Linked DNA regions of Homo sapiens: region 2 is linked to region 1. A link is a loop called in an ENCODE intact Hi-C map of the cell type or tissue named here. Cell type or tissue: ascending aorta. All regions are shown on one strand. Each heading gives the region's core, and the rest is flanking DNA. Links, peaks and the distances in the headings are about the cores only.

What was found. A loop is a pair of places that touch in the nucleus more often than their neighbours do. Peaks named below come from ENCODE experiments on the same cell type or tissue, not always from the same donor. Only the 100,000 strongest peaks of a DNase experiment are listed, where the experiment ranks them.
Region 2: a loop joins it to region 1, with 1.8 times the contacts of the local background. A loop is called at or near these places in 1 of 110 quality-filtered maps.

What each region holds. Positions count from the first base shown.
Region 1 is chr14:71,527,374-71,532,752 of GRCh38, forward strand. It overlaps SIPA1L1 (signal induced proliferation associated 1 like 1), which reads left to right. Exons shown (of 24, transcript NM_001386936.1): 4 at 1,939-1,997. Among named protein-coding and RNA genes, the nearest start is that of SNORD56B, 130 kb to the left of the region's middle. In ascending aorta, for the core only: no CTCF peak of the experiment used is centred there; DNase peaks (open chromatin) are centred at 2,618 and 5,141; H3K4me3 peaks cover 899 bases; H3K27ac peaks cover 1,639 bases.
Region 2 is chr14:71,437,729-71,443,107 of GRCh38, forward strand. All of the region lies in intron 2 of SIPA1L1 (signal induced proliferation associated 1 like 1), which reads left to right. Among named protein-coding and RNA genes, the nearest start is that of SNORD56B, 42 kb to the left of the region's middle. In ascending aorta, for the core only: no CTCF peak of the experiment used is centred there; DNase peaks (open chromatin) are centred at 1,156 and 2,383; H3K27ac peaks cover 3,708 bases.

The sequences.
Region 1 (5,379 bases), core at 246-5,245:
TTTTTAATTTTTTTGTAGTGACAGGGTCTTGCTATGTTGCCCAGGCTGTTCTCAAACTCCTGGGCTCAAGCAATCCTCCTGCTTCAGCCTCCCAAAATGCTGGGATTACAGACATGAGCTACTGTGCACAGCCCTCTTATTAATTTGTAAGGAGTTCTTTATATGTTCTGAATCTGTCCTTTGGTAGATATATGTATTGCAAATATTTCCTTCTGTTTTGAGGCGTCCACTTTTCTTCTTTTAATGCTTAAAAATTTTTTTTTTAAAGCTTATTAACTATAATGAATACAGCAACATGGCTGAATCTCACACACACTGAGGCAAGTGAAGTTAGACACTGTATTTGTGGATACATGGACAGTGATCCTCAGCCTTGTCATCATACTACCTGGAAACTTAATTGTCTTAAAGCTTAGTTAGACTTTCATGTTTTTCAGTCCCTCTTAATTGAAAGTGTGGTTTGTTATATAGTTATGTGGTCTGAGGTTTGGATAAGGACAGAGTTCTTATCTTTCCTTTTTTTTGTTTTGAGACCGAGTCTCGCTCTATCGTCCAGGCTGGAGGAGTGCAGCAGCACAATCTCAGCTCACTGCAAGCTCCGCCTCCCAGGTTCAAGCGATTTTCGTGCCTGGGTCCCCAGAGTAGTTGGGATTACAGGCGTGAGCCATTGTACCGGCTATTATCTTTCCCTTTTGAATATTAAAAGCAATTCCAGCATCTTAAAAATCTCAAGTTCTGTGGGTGTGTTTGTTCAGCACTCCATAGTGTGCTGAATATTCATAGATTTTACTAAGTAAGATGATGCAGTATCAGATATTGGAATCATATTTTTGCATTTTTTTCTCCTGAGAACTGTCTCCTCAGATCTTCAAGTTAAGGAATTTAGAAATCGAAGCTTATTTATCTAGCTTTAAATTGCATTGGGTTGAACAGGTTAGTTGTGTCTTGTAGTGAGTAGACTACATGATTTTTGAGGTCTGTTTAATAATTCTATTTTTCAGCTGGGCGCAGTATCTCACGTCTGTAATCCCAGCACTTTGGGAGGCCGAGGCAGGTGGATTACCTGAGGTCAGGGGTTCGAGACCTGTCTGGGCAATATGGTGAAACCTTGTCTCTACTAAAAATACAAAAATTAGCTGGGCGTGATGGTGCGCGCCTCTAGTTCAGCTACTCGGGAGGCTGGGCAGGAGAATTGCTTGAACCTGGGAGGCAGAGGTTGTAGTGAGCCAAGATTGTGCCACTGCAGTGTAGCCTGGGTGACAGAATGATACTCCATCTCAAAAAGAGAAAAATAATAATTCTATTTTTTCCCCTTTTTGTTTCAGCTTTATAAATAGCAGTCCAGGGCAACAGTACTTGATAAAAAGGTATTTTGTTTGTTTTGGTTTGTTATGGTCAGCTCTACAAAGATGCATGTGACCTTAAAAATATTTAGAAATATTATAATACTACAGACAGGCCGGGCGCGGTGGCTCATGCCTGTAATCCCAGCACTTTGGGCGGCTGAGGCGGGCATATCACCTGAGGTCAGGAGTTCGAGACCAGCCTGACTAACATGGAGAAACCTCGTCTCTACTAAAAATACAAAATTAGCTGGGCGTGGTGGCACACGCCTGTAATCTCAGCTACTAGGGAGGTTGAGGCAGAAGAATCGCTTGAACCTGGGAGGTGGAGGTTGTGGTGAGCCAAGATCGCACCATTGCCCTCTAGCCTGGGCAACAAGAGTGAAACTCCATCTTAAAAAAAAAAAAAGAAAGAAATATGATAATACTAGAGACATTTTTCTCTAATGTCTAATTTAAAAGCAACTATTTACCTTAGAAAGGCTGGTTTGCCTCTTCTAGAACAAAGATAAGACCTGTGTAAGTTATACAGCTATTGTATTTTAGTGAAATTTATTGTGCACTTAACCAGGTTTTTTTTCTAATTTTATTTCAGGTTATACCTTATTGGTGTGGACGTTGTCTAAATTTCGGTAGCCATGGCACAAGAATATAGTAAGTACTATGCCATACTTCCTATGACCTACCTGCTTTACAAAGTGTTGATTTTCTGTGTTTAAATTTCTGATTAGAGAAATGAAAACATAGAAACAAAATTTTAAAAAATCTACTTTTCTCAAAGAGATGAAGTCGTTTGTCATCTGCTTTTTGAATCTATAGCTTTATATACAAATACAGTGTAATAGTGATTTATTTCGTATTCTGATACAGTATTGCTCAGGCTATTGCCTGTAAATAGTACTGACTGAACATTAGGGTTGGATCCATATCATGCGTTGCATCTATTCCTCATGTTATGGGGTTGAAGAACTGACTGCAGCTCGCCCTGATTAGGAGCAGTCTCATTTCTGCCTTGTCCATGATTGACTCATGAACTCTGGCTACATCAGTGAGTGCTGAGTGTTACCTGGCCAGGGGGATGGTTTCAGAGATGGTCCTGTAATCCTTTTCTACCCAGCGTGGCTCCAATGTGGGTTTGCCTGGAGCTTCTGGCAGAAGGCTTCTCATGGTTAGGACAGAGCTGCCTCTTACTTCTGGATGTTGTTGTGCGCTGGTGTGAGGTCTGGTGTAGCTGCAGCATTGTGGCTTCCGGACTGAGTGAGAAGCCACACAGGGTGGAGGACGGAGTCCAGAATCACAAGGAAACCAGCCCTGAAGCTTGCCCTTTCTCTGACGTCCAAGCATTTGAGCCAATACATTTCCTTTTTATTTAAGCCAGTTTGAGTTAGGAGCCAAAACAGCCTAAGTGATTCACTTAGTCTCCATTTTATTTTTAGTAATCCATTAGTTTCTCCCTGGGGAAATGTAGGAGTAATTGCAAAGCAAGGCAAAATAATACCATTAAATTAAACTGGCAGAGTGTGTTGGTGTTGACTGGCATACTCTTCACTCTTAACAGTTAGCAGGTAGTGATTTAGTATTCAAAGACATGAGAATAAAATATATCACTTTCAGATTCTACCCCACCCCCACACCCCCAGAAGGTTTTGCGTCCTGATCGACCAACTTGTGCTGTGAATGCTAAAAAGGGTCTTGGATACTGGCAGACTCATCCCTTTGCATAGGTAGGTGCATATTTGGCAGTGCAGACTTGTTCTTTGTGTTTTCTTAGAACAGTCTATACCCTTCTAATTCCTTGTTTTTGTTCTTGAAAAATTAGTAGGAATATTTCAAATATAAAAAGCATATAAGGCATAACACAAATATCCTTACCCCAGCTCCTTTTTGATTAGCAGAAAAACAAAATCCATGTTACCTCTCCTCAACACTCTATAGAGAAATCGAATGTTTACCAATTCCATTGAACATTAAAAAACCCAGGATATTTCTCTCTAACAGCAGTTCCCTTTCTTAATCCCCAAGAAGCCACTATCCTGGTTTTGGTCTTTATTATTCCCATGCATTTGTTTGTGTTCTTCCCACATAGTGTATTGTATGATTTTTGGATGCTTTTTAACTTTGAGTAAATGTAGATGCTATGTGCATTTATTACTCAAAATCGTAAGGGAGTTTAGAATAAATTGAGGATCGCTGAAAGAGGCTATAAATCTGTTCTTAGGTACTTGTGAAAAGATCTATTATTGGGTATCCTAGTGATCTGTGATAGAATGTTTTAGGTTTTGAATGGTCAATGAGTTTGAACCAACATGCTGATAGCTTTCTGTCTTATCTACTAATACGAAGCACTTTTCTCTGGTAATTGGCCTACCATTGAGTTCACTCTCTGTATCTACTTCTACACTCCTGTGCAGGTGTGGAATGTGCAGGATACTTATAGATCAATTGTGTCATTAATGAGGTTTTCAGAGTGTGTTGGTTGCTGTTTCATTTAAATAGCTCTATTCATTCTGTAGTCCAAATGATGCTTCTGGCATCATTTTTCTGCATTGTGAGAATTCGCCATTATGCCTACAAAATTTACTTCTTTTTTTTTTTTTTCTAAATTTGTCAGTTTGTCACTATGTTACTTTGTACTGGTAGCAGTAGTACAGAAGAGGGGTCTACTCCTAAGAACTGGCTGTCAGGTTGCACCTCGAAATAGTACTGTGTATCAGTCATCTGGGAGCCTCCTTGGAAATCTTTGTTGTGCCTTTATGTCCCTTGTGACCCAATATTGGGTCTTAGGGATCATTTTCTATCTTGTTCTTGTGTGAAATGTATCTTTTTTTTGTTTGCTTTTGCTTTTGTTTTTGTTGTTTTGTTTTTTAAGACAGGGTCTCACTCTGTTGCCCAGGCGGGAGTACAGTGGTGCAATCTCAGCTCATTGCAGCCTCGACCTCCCAGGCTCAAGTGATCCTCCCACCTCAGCCTCCCAATTAGCTGGGAATACAGGCATGATGAACCACCAGGTTTGGGTAATTTTTTGTATTTTTTGTCCGCCTCAGCCTTCAAGAGTGCTAGAATTACAAATGTGAGCCACCATGCCTGGCCTGAAATGAATCTTAAGTCATTTAAATTTTGCATTCAAAAAACTAATTCCCTTACTATTGGGGGAGTCCTGTTACCCTTTGCTCTTGCTTGGAATGTTGCCTCCATGAAACTGAATAGTCAGTTCCATTCAAAAATCATTAATCCTTTCAACTTGAGAACCTAATTACTGATAAAGTATCAGAGAAAAATTTACAACAATATAATTTCTGTTTTGTTTTTTTTTCTGGGTGCCATTTTTACTTAAATGTTTAACATTTGAAAAAAAGTGAACTCAAAAGATTTTTTCCCCTTTAATTTATACATATTATATCCATGTTACAGGAAGGAAAACATTAACATCTTTTGTTGAAATTGTTTGAAGATCTTACACTTTGTGAATGTATTGGTTGTTGTGTAATATGTTTTGTGTGCATTTTCTTTTTTAAAAAATCTGCATGTTATAGTTGGGTTTTAAGGGGAAAAGCCTATTGAAAATTTTCTTTGAAAAATCAATTCGGTGAACTGATATTACTCTTTTTTGTTTGTTTCTTGTGGAATGGAGTCTTCTTCTTTCTTATATATGAAAGGACTTGTATATATATTAATGGCATACAAAAGGACTTGTGTAAATATGGAAAGTGGTACAAAAACTTGGCTTGTTTTTGTACCGCCAGATGAAATGCTGCCTTTGTGGGGAACGGCCCCCTGGGCTGAGGGAGCTTCTAGACACTGACTCAGATCTGTAATTAGGTCTTGCTCTCCGCACCCTTGTTGACTTGAAAGCACTGGCCATAGACCATTTAGTCTGGAAAAGCAATACTACATGAATCATCTAAATTGGCACAAATTATCCAGAATGCTACTAAATGTTTTGTACTCCTCTGTAATTGAGAGAATTAGAAAAGGAGACTTGTTCTTTAAAAGTATTATAGAGGGTACGTATACACTGATGAAAGTAAATTTTTTT
Region 2 (5,379 bases), core at 311-5,310, 90 kb before region 1:
CAAACATTTCTGTTTTCCCTTTACTTTTAGTGATGCTGAATCATATTTTAGGGCCTTTATTATTATATATTCTGTAATTAGCAAGGCATCATGCATACAGTAGGTAAAAGTTTAGAGAGCTTGTCCATACCACTGTGGGATCCTCAATAGGAAGTAATTTGGAAGTATCTATTGAAATTTAAAATATACACAGGCATGTACCGTAACTCTTTAGTTGTTTACTCAGCATCTATCCTAAAGAAAACATGGGCCGTGACTCACATACTGTTTTTTTCAGTACCTTCTGTCACCCTTGTTATCTCCTTACATTTTAGCCATTAAATTCTGTTAAAGAAGATGTGAAACCTTTTAGAAGTGGTTCATAGCCCATGCTGTGCACTTTTAATTTGATTCTCTACCTTACTTTTTAGTTAAACAAAACAAAACAAAACAAAACAAAACTCGTCACCATAGTAATTCTTTAGATGTTAGAATCAGCTAGGTATGCTTTTTTTTCTCTCAAACTTCTTTAATCATCACCCACATTTCACCCCAGTTCCGATAATTCCCTCTTTCCCTGTTGAAAATCACCATAATGAGCCTTGGCCCCCGATTGCACGTCCTTGATGAGTGTGTTGGGGACAGAAGTACTCTCAATCCCCTGTGGCCTTCCTGCTCTTGTTCCCACTCCTGACCAGCCCACATAATGAATCCTGTTCTCAAAGCAAAGATCATCTCCACCCACATCAGCAGCACCTTTTGTTCTTCGTTCCTTTTTCATCCTTATTCCCAGATCTCAAAATATCGCTCCCAATATCTTTGCAGTCTTTACTTTCATTCCAGAGGATTCAACAGTATACATTTATGCGCATGTGGTAAAAGGACCACGGTTGCTTTGGTACCAAACAGACATGAACAAAAATTGCACCAGAAAACAGAAAAATTGTTTGTGCAGAATTCTAGAAAAAAATCCTCTTGCCTGTCTCCACATCAGGTTGAAGGGGAAGAGGAGAGGGCCATCGGGAATCTGGGAATTAAGGAAGTAAGGAGGTAGAATTGGAATGTTTAAGCCACCAAGTAACTATTAGATTGGTGCCTGGGTTTTGGGTCATGCTCTCATGTGCTTCTGCCTGCAGCTTACTTGCCTCCCTCTTGGGCTGGTTGGAAAGCCGTGGGCTGGTTACTATGGGAATTGATGGGTGCTGCTGGCAGTGAGAGAAGGAAAGTACTTGGAATTGATACAGAAATACTAGGAGAGCAGGTTTTTTTTTTGCCCTCTGCTTTCCTGCTTACTGTTTTTTGATTTGATTTAACTAATGTGGTTTTAGCTGAAGAGAGCCTTTCCAAGAGCTCACCTGTGGTACCCTGAGGAGGAGTTGAGCTGTCATCACTCTAACCCAGGAAGACCTCATGGAGAGGAGGGCAACACAAAGGATGGCTAGTTTCTCAGATGAATTTCTGTTTCAGCAACTGGCTTCTCAGGCTTCATTGAACTCAAAATTAAACCCAAGCCTCTTTTTATACTGTTAAGAAATGTGCTGCAGACAGGAGGGGGAAAGTCAGTATTTAATTCTCTCTTCTTCACTACCGTCTTCTTCACTACCACTCCTCTCCCTCTTCTTCACTGCCACCACCCCTTGCAAGGAAAAGGTAGGTGGAGCATTCTGTGTTTGTCATAAATTTAATGATTCTGAAATGTTGGAAATAGAAAACAGATGTTTTAATGGGGTGATACCCACATTGGAAAGCATCAAGGTCAAAATATATTTTATGAGTCAACTTTAATTTGATTAATAACTTAAAACCCTCTACCATAGTATATGCTACTTTATTTTCATAACTACTCATGAGTATGGAATGGAAAACATTAATTTATCTTTCTAAGAAAAGTATTTGGCTGGAGGAGAAAAGAATATTAAAGTGTCATGGACATTATAAAATTTGGTAGCACAGTCTTTTTTCCCCTACATTTTTAGTTTCAGTTCACTGTTTCTGTTGTTTCTAAATATTTTACCACTAATGAAAACCTTATTTAGGTAAAACGTTTTCTTTTGATTTAAAAGATTTTTGTTGAATTCCTTGCCCAGATGTGAGAGAAGTGTCTACATCTATTCAAACTTTAACTTTGGGTCTTAGAGGTGATGAATCACTTGGCAGAACAACCATGAGATGTTGAATAATCTCATGATTTGGTTGACTTATTTTTAGAAGCCACTCCCTATTAACTCATTTAATTCCTGTTATACGGGAAGAGGGACAGGGAAAGGATTGGAAGAAGAGGTCAGTCATATACAGGCCTTGCCCTCCTAAAGCTTCTGAACTTATTTTTTGTTTGTTTTTTGAGACAGAGTCTTACTGTGTTGCCTAAGCTGGAGTGGCGCCATCTCAGCTTACTGCAACCTCTGCCTCCCAGGTTGAAGCAATTTTCATGCCTCAGTCTCCTGAGTAGCTGGGACTACAGGCGTGCATCACCATTCCTGGCTGATTTTTTTCTATTTTAGTAGAGATGGGGTTTCACCATGTTGCCCAGGCTGGTCTTGAACTCCTGAGCTCAGGCAGTCTGCCTGTCTCCACCTCCCAAAGTGCTAGGATTACAGGCATGAGCCACTGCCTAAAGCTTCTAAACTTGTAGCATAAGTAAGATGATTAAAAAAATAAAATATGTCTAGGTACAGTGGCTCATGCTTGTAATCTCAGCATTTTGGGCAGCCGAGGCAGGCCGACTACTTGAGTCTAGGAGTTTGTGACCAGTCTGGGCAACATGGTGTTACCCCGTCTACAAAAAATACAAAAACTAACTGACCATGGGTGGGTGCCTGTAGTCCCAGCTACTCAGGAGGCTGAGCGGGGAGGATAGCTTGAGCCTGGGAGGTCGAGGCTGCAGTGAGCTGAGATCACACCACTGCACTTCAGCTTGGGTGACAGTGAGAACCCATCTCAAAAAAAAAAAAAAAAAAAAAAAAAAGGAAAAGTAAAGAAAAAGAAAAATCTGAAGTGAAGAGTATATTCAGATAAGAAAGAATAGTTCAGTTTCCCTGGAGTGGTGTATATGGGGAGTGGTGTACAGAGAAATGGATTTGAAAATTTAGGTTGGAATTGACTTGTCTAGGACTTGGAGTGCCTAATCAAAGAATTTTTACCCTTTTAATGTAGGTATTGAGAAACCATTGATGGTTTTGGGGTAGGTGAAGGTGCGTGATACCTCTTTTTTCATACTGAACTTGAATTTTGTCTTTAGCTGTATCTTTGCATAAAACTGAAATTGTTTCTAAGTTCTTTAAAAGATATCACTAAGGAAAGTTAAGATTCAGTGTAAAAAAACAAATTTCAGACTTACTATTTGGGAAAGATCATTAAATCTAGTTGTTTGTTTAATGGATTATAATTCTGATGGTATAAATTTTCAGCATCTTGTTACCTTGGTGAGTTCATGGCTTTGAGGTGACTGGAAACATGGTGTTGTCTGTTTGAATAATGGAATTTCTGCAACTTATTTTACATACACAGCCTCTTAAGTCTGCCACTGATGGAGGTTATTTATGGATCTGTTTCTGATCCAAAGTCTTGCAGAGGGAGATTTTCCCTTGGAGCATAGGCTGGCCAAAATATTTAGATGGGATCTGGTGTGGCCTTCCCTAGGCTGGCTTCCATAGTCCCAGAAAAGAGCCAGCTTCCTAGTGGCCTCTGTCCTTGTATTGCTGCCCAGAAGTTCCCAAAGGATCTTGGGTTGAACCTTTAGCCATCTAGATTATTTATAAAAACATAGCCATCATACTGCTATTTGGAAAGGGTTATACTTTTATGCTTCTTTTGAGCTTAAAGTGGTGGCATGGAGGGACATAGTCTCTAAGATTCCTGCATTCAGGTACCATGTCTGTCATGCTCATTATTGCCTCTCCATGGCAGAGTATAGTGCTTGGGACATGTAAGTACTAAATAAATGCTTGTTGAATGAACGTTGGATAAATCTCGGGTAATTGTTCGTATACAGTAACTACTATAGTGGATGGAAAGACTGGCTAAGTTTTTGATTAACACTCCTTTCTCTTAGTTCCGTAGGTTTTAGTTAGTGATAAAGATTAAAACTTTTTTTGATATGTTGCTTTAAAATGTTAGTAACACTTTAAAGTCCTTTTTAGATAATAAAATAACCATGTAGATCAGGAGTAACTTAAAATGTATGGCCAGGTGTGGTGGCTCCTGCCTGTAGTCCCAGCACTTTGGGAGGCCAAGGCAGGCAGATAACCTGAGGTCAGGAGTTCGAGACTAGCCTGGTCAGCAGGGTGAAACCTCGTCTTCACTAAAAATACAAAAAATTAGGTAGGCATGGTGGTGCATACCTGTAGTCCCAGCTACTTAGGAGGCTGAGGCAGGGGAATGGCTTGAACCTGGGAGGCTGGGGTTGCAGTGAGCTGAGATCGCGTCACTGTACTCCAGCCTGGATGACAGAGCAAGACTCTGTCTCAAAAAAAAAAAAAAAAAAAAAAAAAAAGAAGTAACTTAAACTGTAAAATCTTGCGGGCTAATTAAAAAAATTCAGAACATATAGTATTGACATTCTCTTCCTTTTGCATTAGAAAGGGTCAGTATCCTAAATTATTTAATAATGTATGTCTTTTCCAGCCAAGATTTCATTTACTTGATTCAAAGCCCAGAGTATAGATGGAAGCATAAGAAGGTTTGCCAAAGCATGGAAGAGTAATGAGATTTTTCCCCTGGCAACTTGGAATTTATTTTTTTAAATTATAGTAATTAACATGAAAAATGTTATTTTGTTAACATCTAATGAAGAGAAAGTTGAAATAAATGGAGAAATGTCTATAAATTTTTTTCTTTGTGTTGTACTTTTTTTCTTTTGTCTATAAATATTAAGTTTTTTCTGATAGGGCAAAATAGGAAAATAGGAGAAAACAGTGATTGTTTAAAGATTTGATGATTGGCTAAGTGTGGTGGCTCATGCCTGTAATCCCCACACTTTGGGAGGCTGAGGTGGGAGGATTGCGTAAGCTTAGGACTTTGAGACCAGCCTGGGCAACATAGTGAGACCTTGTCTCTATAAAAAAAATAATAAAATAAAAATTAGCCAAGCGTGATGGCATGTGCCTGTGGTCCTAGCCACTTGGGAGGCTGAGATGGGAAGATCACTTGAGCCCAGGAGGTCAAGGCTGCAGTGAGCTATAATTATGCCATTCTACTCCAGCCTGGGTAACAAAACAAGACTGTGTCTCTTAAAACAAACAAACAAAAAGATTTGATAATCATAAAAGAGCCTATGTTTTTGTGACGTCTTACATTTTCTTAAGGATAATGTATGGCATGTTGCACATTGAGATGGTTATTGGAATATCATTTAGAAACCTCTGGACATAATTCATGTTGGAACCAGTTTACAGTATTAGT